Linked DNA regions of Homo sapiens: region 2 is linked to region 1. The links are chromatin loops, found by intact Hi-C in ENCODE. Cell type or tissue: CD14-positive monocyte. All regions are shown on one strand. Each heading gives the region's core, and the rest is flanking DNA. Links, peaks and the distances in the headings are about the cores only.

Region 1 (2,918 bases), core at 119-2,618:
AAGGGAGAAAACATTCTATAGGATGACACCCAATCGCACTGACAAGCAGAGAAACAATGTGTGCAATGGTGTCCCGCTACAAGGCGGGGTTCCATGTCCTCTTAGGTCCTGTCACTCTAAGTTTAATTTTACAAAAATGGGGGCTTTGAAAATATCACATACTTAGTGGGGGAGGTTTTGCGTGTGTGGAGACAGAGTGCACAGGACCGTCCGTACTTTCTGCTCCATTTTGCTGTGAATCTAACACTGCCCCAAAAAATAAAGTTCATTAAAAAAAATCACGGCCAGGCGCGGTGGCTCACGCCTGTAATCCCAGCACTTTGGGAGGCCGAGGCAGACGGATCACAAGGTCAGGAGTTTGAGACCAGCCTGGCCAACACAGTGAAACCTCGTCTTTACTAAAAATACAAAAAATTAGCTGGGCGTGGTGGCGCACGCCTGTAGTCCCAGATACTCAGGAGGCTGAGGCAGAAGAATTGCTTGAACCTGGGAGGCGGAGGTTGCAGTGAGCTGAGATTGTTCCACCGTTCTCCAGCCTGGGTGACAGAGTGAGACTCTGTCTCAAAAAAAAAAAATCACATCCTAAGGTCCCAAGGACATAAAACAAGTTAGAGACCTCATCCAGTTTTTTGTTTGTTTCAGGGACCTGCAACCAACTTTCTTACTGACCAGTTTCCTGGGCTGTCTAGAACAGACAGCTTATGGGGTACTAACCCCATGCTCTATCCTAAGGTACCCCTCTTCATGCAGAGCGACACAGAAAAACAAATTTGTAGCACAAAGTACACCCGATTTGCTACAGCTTACGACTAGCCTCATGAATCCTTTTTCTCATTAATTCAAAGTTTGCAAAAAAAAGAAATCACATACTTAAAAATAAATCACTTGAGCACAGAAGCATATCAAAATCTAATATAAACAAACAAAAAACCCAACTTATGTTAACATGCCACTGAAACTGGGCTCAAGTTTTCAAATGTCTTATGAAATATTACACTCTCCAGCAGGCTATTTTTTTTTTCCTAACTGGAGATGAATGGCAGAGTTCTGATATGGAAAAGCACTCCATGTTTGTACAGAAAGGTAGCATAGGAAAAGTGGTCAAATTCAACCAGTCTGTCCTCATCAAACAGGCAACTACTGTCTTCTCAGCATTTCCAAAAGAAATCATATGTCTGCTACTGTTTATGTCATATGCCTGTTAATTTTTCATGCTAATTCTTAGTGTTTCTGGAAAACCTCACTGTTTGGCACCAAAAATTGTTATTGCTATTGTTGTTGTTTTGTTAATTATGTCAGCCAAGCAGATGACGGTGAATTAATTCTGCAACGTTGAGTACTCAGTTGGCATACAAGCACCCAGCCTTCCAAAGGGATGTCCTTCATGTTTCACTGATTTTCGAATGACAGTCGGCTTGCCTAAACTTATCCTTTACATTTAAGACATTTTGTGGGTTCCCGTCTGCCCAGGGGATTCTTATTACTTGTTTATGCAAACAGCAGGTTGCATAAGAGCCTTGCTGGCTTTTTTTTTTTTTTTTTTTTTTAGAGATTTCGTAGTTTCCTGGTAACCATTCAGTCATCTATTTCAACACCCTGACATGACATAAAGGCAGGCGTGGAACCACACGTTCACCACACAGACACACACCTCCTTGCTGGAGCATTCACTAGGCGAGGCGCTCCATCGGACTCACTAGCCGCACTCATGAATCGGCACCATCTGCAGGATCACTTTCTGGAAATAGACAAGAAGAACTGCTGTGTGTTCCGAGATGACTTCATTGTCAAGGTGTTGCCGCCGGTGTTGGGGCTGGAGTTTATCTTCGGGCTTCTGGGCAATGGCCTTGCCCTGTGGATTTTCTGTTTCCACCTCAAGTCCTGGAAATCCAGCCGGATTTTCCTGTTCAACCTGGCAGTGGCTGACTTTCTACTGATCATCTGCCTGCCCTTCCTGATGGACAACTATGTGAGGCGTTGGGACTGGAAGTTTGGGGACATCCCTTGCCGGCTGATGCTCTTCATGTTGGCTATGAACCGCCAGGGCAGCATCATCTTCCTCACGGTGGTGGCGGTAGACAGGTATTTCCGGGTGGTCCATCCCCACCACGCCCTGAACAAGATCTCCAATCGGACAGCAGCCATCATCTCTTGCCTTCTGTGGGGCATCACTATTGGCCTGACAGTCCACCTCCTGAAGAAGAAGATGCCGATCCAGAATGGCGGTGCAAATTTGTGCAGCAGCTTCAGCATCTGCCATACCTTCCAGTGGCACGAAGCCATGTTCCTCCTGGAGTTCTTCCTGCCCCTGGGCATCATCCTGTTCTGCTCAGCCAGAATTATCTGGAGCCTGCGGCAGAGACAAATGGACCGGCATGCCAAGATCAAGAGAGCCATCACCTTCATCATGGTGGTGGCCATCGTCTTTGTCATCTGCTTCCTTCCCAGCGTGGTTGTGCGGATCCGCATCTTCTGGCTCCTGCACACTTCGGGCACGCAGAATTGTGAAGTGTACCGCTCGGTGGACCTGGCGTTCTTTATCACTCTCAGCTTCACCTACATGAACAGCATGCTGGACCCCGTGGTGTACTACTTCTCCAGCCCATCCTTTCCCAACTTCTTCTCCACTTTGATCAACCGCTGCCTCCAGAGGAAGATGACAGGTGAGCCAGATAATAACCGCAGCACGAGCGTCGAGCTCACAGGGGACCCCAACAAAACCAGAGGCGCTCCAGAGGCGTTAATGGCCAACTCCGGTGAGCCATGGAGCCCCTCTTATCTGGGCCCAACCTCTCCTTAAATAACCATGCCAAGAAGGGACATTGTCACCAAGAACCAGGATCTCTGGAGAAACAGTTGGGCTGTTGCATCGAGTAATGTCACTGGACTCGGCCTAAGGTTTCCTGGAACTTCCAGAT
Region 2 (2,918 bases), core at 233-2,732, 57 kb after region 1:
TGTGAGCCACCGTGCCCGGCCTATTTTACTATAATTTTTAAAAACTAAAACATGGAAATAATATGATTCCTAATCTATACTGGGAATGTTCTGTTACCTGATCTGAGTGTTGTCACACGGGCATGATGACTTCATGAAAGTCTATTATAATTTCTGTATTTTTCTGTATGTTAGTTGACTTCAGTAAAACTTATGATTATTACTTCTATTTATTATTATTATCATCATCATTGTTATTAGAGATGGGGTATCATTATATTGCCCAGGCTGGTCTTAAACTCCTGGGCTCGCATAATCTTCCCACCTTGGCTTCCCAAAGTGCTGGGATTACAGGCGTGGGCGACTGTGTCTGGCCAGATTATTTCTAATCAATAACTACACAGAAAGCACACTGTTATTTAAAGGATTCTATACTTCACCCAAAGGCAGAAGCAGTGGAAATTGAGAAAGGAGGTTGTAGTAGGTTGAAGGTTGAAGAGTGCCCTCTGCTAAATTCATGTCTTCCGGGAACCTCAGAAGGTGACCTTATTTGGAAATGGGGTCTTTGCAGATGGAATTAAGATAAGGATCAAGATGAGATCATATAGGATTAGGGTGGGCAATGACAGTGTCCTTAGAAGAGACAGAAGAGGCCAGACAGAGAAGAAGTCCACATGAAGACAGAAGCAGTGATTGGAGTGACGTGGCCATGAGCCAGGGGATGCCTGGAAAAGACAGAGAAGGATCCTCCCCTAGAGACTTTGGAGAGAGTGTGGATCTGCTGGCAGCTTGATTGCTGACTTCTGGCCTCCAGAACTATGAGAAAATAAACTTCTGTTGTTTTGGCGAGGCATGGTGGCTGACACCTGTAATCCCAGCACTTTGGGAGGCCAAGAGCAGGTGGATCACTTGAGGTCAGGAGTTAAAGAACAGCCTGGCCAACATGGCGAAACCCTGTCTCTACTAAAAATTAGCCGTGTGTGGTGGCACATGCCTGTAATTCCAGCTACTTGGGAGGCTGAGGCAGGAGAATCGCTTGAACCCGGGAGGTGGAGGTTGCAGTGAGCCAAGATCACGCCATTGCACTCCAGCCTGGGGGACAGAGTGAGACTCCATCTCCAAAAAAAAAAAAAAGCCAACAAAAAACATCTTTTTCATTGTTTCTTACAACCCTTATCACTTACGTTTTCATTTCACCCTCGCTGTCAGCTTCCCTTTGTCCTTCCGAAAGCACAGAAGTAAAAATGAAACATAGAAAAATCCCACCGGTAATCTAGACCGAGCCAGAAGAATGTACCTTTCTGAGAAAAGACCACCCATCAATAGATCTGCACGTGGGGATCTTGTGTTTACATGCCAAACTCGTGAATGGTAGAGCTGTCACCCTAAATGTGGTACCCTGTGGCCGGTTATGAGTCATTAAAAAAAAGGGAGACAGAGATTCACCGGCACATGTGTTCATACTGCTTGATGATGAAACTTTTCTTAGATCTGACCAAAACACCAACTGCCAAGCACATGGCACCACGGGGAAGGGGGAGGGATGAAGTTTTGTAAATTACCACTTCTTCTTTTGAGGTATGAAATATAATGTGGGTTATGAGTAATGTACCCTTTTAAGATATAACCAAGTTACCAAGCCTACCTAAATAACATCAGAAAACATGAGTTGACAATCATTTGGTTTTGAGGTAATAACATTTCCTCCTGATTCATTACATTAGCTCTTTGAATATAAGGAATGTCCTAATGCTTCCTACATATATGTATATTCATATTAAATGAGACAGTTTCAAGCAATTCCAGGAACTTGGATATTAAGTAACTATCATGTCATAAAGAGGGAGTGGGAGTTAGTTAGGCAAAGAGGGAAGGGGAGCAAAGACTTGAAACAGCATGAAACGTGCAGAGAATTGTATCCCGGATACAAGACAGGGAGTGAAAAAGTCTGACCAGAGAGTCTTTTTTTTTGTTGTTAATTTGTATTTTTGTTTATTTATTTATTTTTGAGACAGTCTTGCTCTGTTGCCCAGGTTGGAGTGCAATGGTGCAATCTTGGCTCACTGCAATCTCCGCCTCCCAGGTTCAAACAATTCTCCTGCCTCAGCCTCCCCAGTAGCTGGGATTACAGGCACGCGCCACCACGCCCAGCTAATTTTTGTATTTTTAGTACAGATGGGGTTTCACCATGTTGGCCAGGCTGGTCTCAAACTCCTGACCTGAAGTGATCCACCTGCCTCAGCCTCCCAAAGTGCTGGGATTATAGCTGTGAGCCACCGTGCCAGCCTTTTGTTGTTAATTTTTAATTTTTAACTTTTAGGTACATAGTAGGTGTATATATTTATGGGATACATGAGATATTTTGACACAGGCATGCCATGCGTAATAATCTCATCAGGGTGAATGGGGTGTCCATCACCTTAAACATTTATCCTTTGGGTTACAAACAATTCAGTTATACTCTTTTAGTTATTTTAAAATGTACAATTAAATTATGTTGACTATAGTCACTCTGTTGTGCTATCAATACCAGGTCTTATTCATTCTTTCTATTTTATTATTATTATTATTATTATTTTTGAGACGGAGTTTCACTCTTGTTGCCCAAGCTGGAGTGCAATGGCGTGATCTCAGCTCACTGCAACCTCTGCCTCCTGGGTTCAAGCGATTCTCCTGCCTCAGTCTCCCGAGTAGCTGGGATTACAGGCACGTGCCCCCACGCTCAGCTAATTGTTTGTATTTTTAGTAGAAACGGGGTTTCACCATGTTAGCCAGGCTGGTCTTGAACCCCTGACCTCAGGTGATCCACCCGCCTCGGCCTCCTGAAGTGCTGGGATTACAGGCATGAGCCACCGTGCCCCGCCCATTCTTTCTATTTTCTGTACCCATTAGCCATCCCCACGTCCCCCTCCTCCCCCAACTCCACTACCCTTCCCAGC

Evidence for each region. Peaks named below come from ENCODE experiments on the same cell type or tissue, not always from the same donor. Only the 100,000 strongest peaks of a DNase experiment are listed, where the experiment ranks them.
Region 2: it touches region 1 in a loop (7-fold over the local background); 1 of 110 quality-filtered maps calls a loop at or near these places.

Annotation. Positions count from the first base shown.
Region 1 is chr12:122,702,074-122,704,991 of GRCh38, reverse strand. It overlaps HCAR2 (hydroxycarboxylic acid receptor 2), which reads left to right and starts at 1,635. Exons shown (of 1, transcript NM_177551.4): 1 at 1,635-2,918. The coding sequence starts at 1,709. The coding sequence ends at 2,800. In CD14-positive monocyte, for the core only: no CTCF peak of the experiment used is centred there; a DNase peak (open chromatin) is centred at 1,601; H3K4me3 peaks cover 1,401 bases; H3K27ac peaks cover 1,145 bases.
Region 2 is chr12:122,645,557-122,648,474 of GRCh38, reverse strand. No RefSeq gene overlaps it. Among named protein-coding and RNA genes, the nearest start is that of MIR9902-1, 49 kb to the left of the region's middle. RefSeq lists enhancers at 1,113-1,172, 1,263-1,332. In CD14-positive monocyte, for the core only: no CTCF peak of the experiment used is centred there; a DNase peak (open chromatin) is centred at 1,494; H3K4me3 peaks cover 1,223 bases; H3K27ac peaks cover 1,978 bases.